Regions from separate parts of the Homo sapiens genome. Here region 2 is linked to region 1. Evidence: chromatin loops called from intact Hi-C (ENCODE). Cell type or tissue: PC-3. All regions are shown on one strand. Region 1 has its middle 69 kb from the start of KCNQ5. Region 2 overlaps KCNQ5 (potassium voltage-gated channel subfamily Q member 5).

Region 1 (4,000 bases):
CATCACAACAGTTTGTTAAATATTTCAGAATATCCCCTAAGAAAAAATTTGCCTCTAATATAGAATTGTTTTGTATTTTATTTTTTGGTTTAAAAAACCTTGCTTTCTCTTAGTTAATATCTGGCATCACTCAATGCTTCCTAATTACAATTAAATTCCTAACTCTATCCTTACAGATAGAGCAGTATCAGAACAAGTGGACTCTTGCCAATTCCCCCATCACTCATTTTTGTAAACTTTCTATATTTGCCCTCATCCTGTGACTAACTCAAACCTATAAAATTCTACTGTGTAATTCCCCTTTATCTTGTACTGAAAAGTCCTCTTCCCCCTGCAACCTGAGATACGATTGGAAAATTCAAGCCGTTAGTAAATAGCATGCATTCCTACGTTGGAAAGCAGACCACCTGTGTACACAAAACACCTGGGTATAAAGACTGAAGTCTCCTATTATTGATTCAAAACATGAATATCAATGGCAGAATTCTGGAATATTATCAGATAATATTCTCAAAGGTGCTAATAAACTAAAAACTTCACACAGTGCCCTGTAGATGTTGCTTCAATTTCTCTTCAGGTTTTCTTCTTTTCATTCCTTTATATGCAAAGTTGCTGGATTTAGCAAATAAAAGAGCAAGATGCCCATAACATTTGAATTTCAGATAAATAAAGAATTTTTTAGTATAAGTATGTCCCATGTAATATGTGGGACACAGTTATACTAGAAAATTCTTTGTCATTTATCTGAATTTTAGTCATAACTGGGCATTCTGTGTTTTGTGCTTTTTGTTTGTTTGTTTGTTTTTTGTTTTACTGAGATGGAGTTTTGCTCTTGTTGCCTAGGCTGGAGTGCAATGGCATGATCTTGGCTCACAGCAACCTCCGCCTCCTGGGTTCATGCAATTCTCCTGCCTTAGCCTCCTGAGTAGCTGGGATTATAGGCATGTGCCACCACACCTGGCTAATTATTATTATTATTATTATTATTATTATTTTTAGTAAAGGCAGGGCTTCTCCATATTGGTCAGGCTGGTCTCGAACTCCCGACCTCAGGTGATCTGATCTGCCAGCCTTGGCCTCCCAAAGTGCTGGGATTACAGGTGTGAGCCACCGAGCCCGGCGTTTTTTTTTCCTTTTTGAGGCAGAGTCTTGCTCTGTTGCCCAAACTGGAGTGAAGAGGCATGATCTCGGCTCACTGCAGCCTCCGCCTCTCAGGTTCATGCTTCAGCCTCCCTAGTAGCTAGGACTACAGGTGTGCACCACCATGCCCACCTAAATTTTTGTATTTTTAGTAGAAACAGGTTTTCACCATGTTGCCCAGGCTGGTCTCGAACTTCTGAGCTCAGGCAGTCTGCCCTCCTTGGCCTCTCAGTGTGCTAGGATTACAGGCGTAAGCCACCACACCCGGCCGGGCACTCTGTATTTTACCTGGCAACTCTAGTTATATGCAAATACCTTGGACTATCTCTAAAGATAATCTGGTCTTTGTATGAGTTAACAGATGATTTTTATATATTTGGAGGGGAGAGATATTCAGTTAGTAACCATTCTATAAACTTTACCTCAAGACCTGACATGGAAATTTACCAGACTTGGTTTACCGGGTGGTCCACTGCTAGGAAAACATTTTCTAAAATGGCCAGAAAGCAAATATTTTAGGTGTTTTAGGTCGTGTAGTCTCTGTCACAACTATTCAACTCTTCCTTTGTCATGTGAAAGCAGCCACAGATAGTGTATACATAGGTGGGTGTGGCTATGTTGCAATGAAAGCTTATTTACAGAAACAGCTGTCAGGTTGGATTTGGCACACAGTTTTCCAACCCGTGGCACAATTGAACTGGCACATAGATGACATTCCAGTGTCATTACATGTAACTTATTGGAAAATCAGTCCGACATATTGGATATAACTGGACTCTTCAAAATTATAAAAATAGCAAGGTCATGAAGAGAAATGGAATAAAGCTTTTGCACAAATACTCTGCTGTATCCCTCTGCCACAGTAAGTAGATGAGAATGAACATAGGCTCATTTGGGTTTAAAACATTAATTGGAACTAATTAAATTTTGCACATTGTACTATTTCATAGTTGGTAATACAAAGAGACACTGTTATTCAGCCAAATTATAACTTTTTTGAAAAATTAATGAAAATATTTAAAATTTAAAATGGTGTTGGGGGCTGGCAACTCAGAGATGGAAAATTTAAACGAGATGAATAACACTGAAGAAGGCAAGTAAAAAGGCATCTCGTTACACAAGGGCAGCTGAAAGGCAGACAAATAACAGGATACGGCTGGTAGGATAAATAGAAGGAGACAAGTCTTGAGTAGTTTCCATGACTCATTGCTGAGCCACAGTAACCAGAGAGGCACAGAGACTGATTCAAAATGCATACAGGAAAAGTGAATATGGCATGCAGAAAGAGGAATAAAAAGAGCCAAGAACCAAGAAAGGATGAAATGGAATGATGTCTTAGAGAGATAACTTCCCTGGAGAGACTTCTGGAAAATAGAGACACAGAAATTGGTTTTGTTTATGATCTCTTGCCAGCAGCTTCTTGTTTACAATACAAGGGTTAAGTCAAAGATGACAGGTGTACCTGACAATGACAGGAAAGCATTTTTACAGCAAGAGTGTTTTGCTGTCCTAAGGGTTTAGTCTAATAGAAAGAACTCAGGCATATATTTAAAATCAATCATGTGTCTGACAGCCAACGATGCATTTCAGATAATCCATTGGGACAAATGTTTCACTTGCTAAATTTGAGACACACATAAGAGATGCAAAAGCAAATTGAGCGGAAAAAAAAGTCACTTTATTTAATAAGTTTCTTTTTCCCTTTCCATTCATCATCAAAGCCAGAATAAACCTGACACAACGGAAATGACTAAAATGAAGTAAAAAGGTAGTTGTCATTGAATAGTTATCCCCATGGCAATAGGAATAGACTGTGAACACCAAAGAATGAAAGGAATGAATGAATAATGAATGAATAAACACAATATGTATTTTGAGAACTCGGAATCAATCTGATGGTTTTGGGATGTGCCAGAAAAGATACACAAGAGTCATGATATCAGAAATGACCAACATTCTGGCTTTGCTAGAATTTGCTAATTTGTGAGATAAAATTCTTCCCATGTTAGAAGGCAAATTTAGAGGAAATAGCCCAAGATAGCTTTAGCTTTAGCTGCTGCTTTGTTATTATCATGAAAATAGTAGCTGAACTACTCTTAAGATGAGAATTTATACACTGTGATCAAAATAACTTTAAAAAATATCTCCAGCTCCTGTGTGATTCTTTTTGCATATGTCACACTAAAATGTATAAGAAAGTCTTTATTCTGATGAAGTCACTAGATATCATCAAAGGAAAAATTTATCTTGCTGGAGGCATAATAAAAACCTTTATTGAGCACTTCCTAAGTGTCAGGCATGGTGGTGAGTGCTTTGATAGTAGTTTCACAACAACCCTGGGAAGAAGATATTATTAATATCTCTATTTTTATATGGAAAAAACTGAAGCCCAGAAAGGTTAAGTAACTTGCTAAGGAACGCAGCTGAGAATTGGCAGTGCAGGGATTCTACTGCAGGCTGCCTCACCCCAAAGTCTAGGTCTGGATCACAACTCTACATTGTAAGGTTTTCTGCATGCCTGGACTGAAATATTTGGTAATTCACTACCCATGACAACAGTGCCCCCCCTAGACCTCTTTAATTGGCTTTGGTCGTGCAAGAGTCCTTTAAGAGAACTTTCCCGTTCTGGGTTATAAACACTGCCTACCTCTTAACTCATGATGCTGGTTCGTGGCCAGAAAGGTGATTTTAGTGGGTCATCTACCACTACACTGATTTCTAGAGTTGATTCTGTTGTTTTACTGGCTAGGCAGGTGTGTCCTTTCTCCCTCTCTTCAGTCGGCAAGCAGCCCTCCAGAGGCCCATTCTTTGGTCATGGATATTCATAGAAGGCATTCAAGTTTCCTGATTGAATTAATCA
Region 2 (4,000 bases), 520 kb after region 1:
TTGTATTGTTTTGATATTTTACTTTATAACTTTAAAGTGTATATTTTATTAAAATTATTCAAAACTTAGCTTATAGTGAGGCCACTAGAATAATTCAAAAAACTGGAACAAAAAAATGTGGTGGGAGAGGGGGATATAAACATCAAGAACATTGTATTTGTCGTACTTCTGATTGTCTCAGAGAGAACAAGATGAAGTGAGTTTAAAGGGAAAGAGGTAAATTTATGTTAGTTATTAGGGAAAACTTTCTGAGACTATAGAATAACTTTTAATTTACAAAAATTTTAAAAGCCTGAAGTCTCCAGACAGTTTCTAGAAGTCAAGATATACCCTCTTTGTGGCTTACTTACCTCGAGAGGGTTTATCTGTCCTTATAACTACTAGTTTGAAAGTGTTCAACCATGCTTTGTTTGATCCAGATGATTTAGTTCTTTTCATTGTGATTTTACATTGAGCCATGTTATACTTTCTAATACATGCATTATGCAGTGTAATTGTAGCAACAAAACACAGTCCATCAGGTTCAGATGTACAATTGGCCTTGCTCTAACCCAATCCTTGAGTTCACAATAGGGAAGCTTTGGATGTAAATAATGAAGGCTTTTTGGTATTTCAGTGACTAACACCTTTTAGACAGGGTCCATGGTGATCAATTCATATTGATTTTGCTGACTAAATAATACTTGAGCAAAGTTCCAGTGGCATCTAAAAATAAGCTCTTTCACAGTCCTTATGTGTCTTAAATATCATTATGGTATTTATTTTGTTCAAATCTTTGCAGTCACCTCAAATTTCAAGAATTCATGTGTAAATCATTCTAAGTGATGCAGTAAATTAGTGAACCTACTTCCTAATACCTTGTAAACCTATATTTCACATTTCTACTGGGCTGCTTATAATCAATAGCTCTTTCTTCACTACTTCCCAACTTGTTCTAATTTGTTTCCTTTGAGAGAGGTAGATTTTAAGAGTTCTGGATTACATGCTTTTTTTTTTATTCATGTGACTTAGAGCTCCTCCTTGTTTATTAGCAGTTCTATTTCTTTCTCTAGCCCCATTTTCTCTTGAAGCAGCCATAAAAGTACCATCTGTTTTTCAGCATCATTTTATTTCTGCTTTCTCCTCCCTGCACTTTTCTCTTCTCTGAATGCTTTATGCGATAACAATTTATTCCTGATTTATTATCCACCTGCTTTCATAGCCTCCCCCTTTCTGTTCCTCCTCCATCCCTATCCCACCCTGGATGGAGTGGTATACCATAATTCTTAAGGACACAGCTTTGGAGTCAAGTAAGGGCCAGCTCAACCACTTATGCATGTTAGTGACTTGACCACTATGAGCCTCAATTTCTTCATTTATAAGAAAGAGAAGGTTATAATATCATCTACTACATAGGTTGGCTTGAAGAATTAAATAAAATAATGTACATCAGGGTTTCTCAGCCTTGGCACTATTGACATTTGGGGCTGAGTCATTCTTTGTTCTGGAGGCTGTCCTGGGCATTGTAGGATGGTTAGCAGCAACCCTAGTCTCTACCACTAGATGCTCGTAGCAACCCCCTTCCCAGCTATGACAATGCAAAATGTCTCCAGACATTGCTAAATGTCCCAGGGAGGCAAAATTGTCCCCATTCGGAATCATTGATGTATATAAAACATTTAGCACAGTGCCTGGTACATAGTAGGGACTTGATCAATAATTGTGATGGATGGATGGTCAGATGAATGATTGAATATTCATTTTTAATACAAGTGTCTAATATAATTCTTGACAGTCAATTAACTACTTAATACATAAATGGATAAACAAATGAACCTGAAGCCAGTGAGCTTCAAGGGCTGTCCATAGTTTCTACCTTACACCAAAATGTGTTATCTTCACTAAAAACAAGCTTCCTATGTTTCAAAAAATATTTTAGACAATTAACTAACTGCACAGCTTAAGCTACTCCCCCAATTTAATATATATGCATATACTTTAAATAATAGGGAGATTTTAAAATAAACTCTAATGGATGATAGCTATAACAATTATGTTGCTATAGAATTCAGTGCTAGAAATTGAAGTGATCCTTTGATTAACCTGAGTATTTTAGGTTGATATCCCAGTCAACAAGCCATTGATGTGGTAAGAGAACAAAGCTCAGCCAACTTTTAAGTGTTTTTTAATCTAATTTATCTTATTTAAATATTTATTGAGTGCCTACTATATTTCAGGCACTGTTCTAGGTACTCAGGATACAATTGTGAACAAAACAATGATAAAACACTGTGGAACCACCATTCTATGAAATAGTAGATCACAAAAATAGTAAATACATAAATAGAAGTAAAAATAAAGACTACTCATAACTTGTAAAATACTAGCCTAGGAAATAGTCTAGGTGGTACTGACAGCAAAATTCCAGTGGATGACTGTAACCCAACCAGAAACATTTTTGTGACTGCACTCACTGTTTGCCATTTGGTTGCTCATCTATGATTTCAGTTTACTGAACTCTAACTTTCTCGTCTGATCTGAATTACAATGAGGGTATTAAATCAAATCTGTGGTTACCTTTGCATATTTTGGAACTTCAAACATTTAGATTGTGATTCACTGTGTGCATAATTTTTTAAATTGTCTCAAATCAACAATCTTTCTCTTACTTTTCTAGGTTTTCTCTAATGAACTAACTTTATAGCATACTTTTTGTGCTGTAGTCTAACAAACCGATAGCTGAGTTTTTTTAAAAATGAATACAATATATGCTTTTTCTGCCTCGCTTTTTTCATCTGTAAAATGGGATCTGTGGGATACCTAACACATAAAGTCATTGTAAGGATTAAATAAGGTAATGTTTATTAAAAAAAAAAAAAAACCTTAGAACTGAAGAAAATGCCAAGCACATAGTAAGTTTTAAGTGTAGTATTTTCTGCACCCCTACTAGCCATGTACTTATTTCTAGTATTTCCAATATTTTAGCATAGTAAATGAGGTAGTATATCTTTTTCTTTTCTTTCTACACTTGGGAGAAAGCAAGATTACAATGAAATAAAAGCAAAATGTATGTCCAACAGGGTCATATAAGTAATGTCTGTTTGTAAACCACTAGTCTCAGGAGTAAATCCCTCAACATGATGAAAACCAAGAGATGTGTTTGCACATAACTCTTTTTATAAAGTTTTTTTAATTGCAAAGACATAGTCGTTGTTATAAACTTCCAACATACAGAAATTAATAATTTACAAAGTGAAAAGCCCCTTTATGCATATATTCACTTCAGCTCACTCCCTTTAGAAATAATTAATAGTAATAATCAGCGTATAGTCTCACTTTTTTTTTTTTTTTTGAGACGCAGTCTTGCTCTGTCGCTAGGCTGGAGTGCAGTGGCACGATCTTGGCTCACTGCAACCTCCGCCTCCTGGGTTCAAGGGATTCTCATGCCTCAGCCTTCCAAGTAGCTGGGATTACAGGCACGTGCCACCACACCCAGCTAATTTTTGTATTTTTAGTAGAGACAGGGTTTCACCATGTTGGCCAGGATGGTCTCGATCTCCTGACCTCATGATCCGCCCACCTTGGCCTCCCAAAGTGCTGGGATTACAAGTGTGAGCCACTGCGCCCAGCCTAGTCTCAAATTTTTTTCCTAGTCATATACTAATATATATTTCTATTAAAATAAAATCACATTGTACATACTGTTTTGCAACTGGCCTTTATTCACTTAAAATATGTCTTTGGTGTCAGTGTCAACACATTTAGTTCCTTCTTGTTTCCAACAGCTGCCAAGAGTGGTAACTCTCTTTGGCTCTCTGGGTACTTACCCACAAAAGCACATGCATTTAGAGCTGGTGGAAAAAGTCCTTCAGGGCGGACACCGGTGGCTCACACCTGTAATCTCAACTCTTTGGGAGGCCAAGGCTGGCAGATGATGTGAGCTCAGGAGTTCGAGACCAGCCTGGGCAACATAGCAATACCCCATCTCTACAAAAAAATACAAAAATTAGCCAGGCGTGTT

Evidence for each region. Hi-C counts contacts between places; a loop is a spot of excess contacts. Peaks named below come from ENCODE experiments on the same cell type or tissue, not always from the same donor. Only the 100,000 strongest peaks of a DNase experiment are listed, where the experiment ranks them.
Region 2: a loop joins it to region 1, with 5 times the contacts of the local background. A loop is called at or near these places in 1 of 110 quality-filtered maps.

Annotation. Positions count from the first base shown.
Region 1 is chr6:72,551,356-72,555,355 of GRCh38, forward strand. No RefSeq gene overlaps it. Among named protein-coding and RNA genes, the nearest start is that of KCNQ5, 69 kb to the right of the region's middle. In PC-3, no CTCF peak of the experiment used is centred here; DNase peaks (open chromatin) are centred at 306, 1,776, 2,326 and 2,946; H3K4me3 peaks cover 1,226 bases; H3K27ac peaks cover 4,000 bases.
Region 2 is chr6:73,071,911-73,075,910 of GRCh38, forward strand. All of the region lies in intron 3 of KCNQ5 (potassium voltage-gated channel subfamily Q member 5), which reads left to right. Among named protein-coding and RNA genes, the nearest start is that of KCNQ5-AS1, 70 kb to the right of the region's middle. In PC-3, a CTCF peak has its summit at 1,541; DNase peaks (open chromatin) are centred at 1,511 and 2,481; H3K27ac peaks cover 2,924 bases.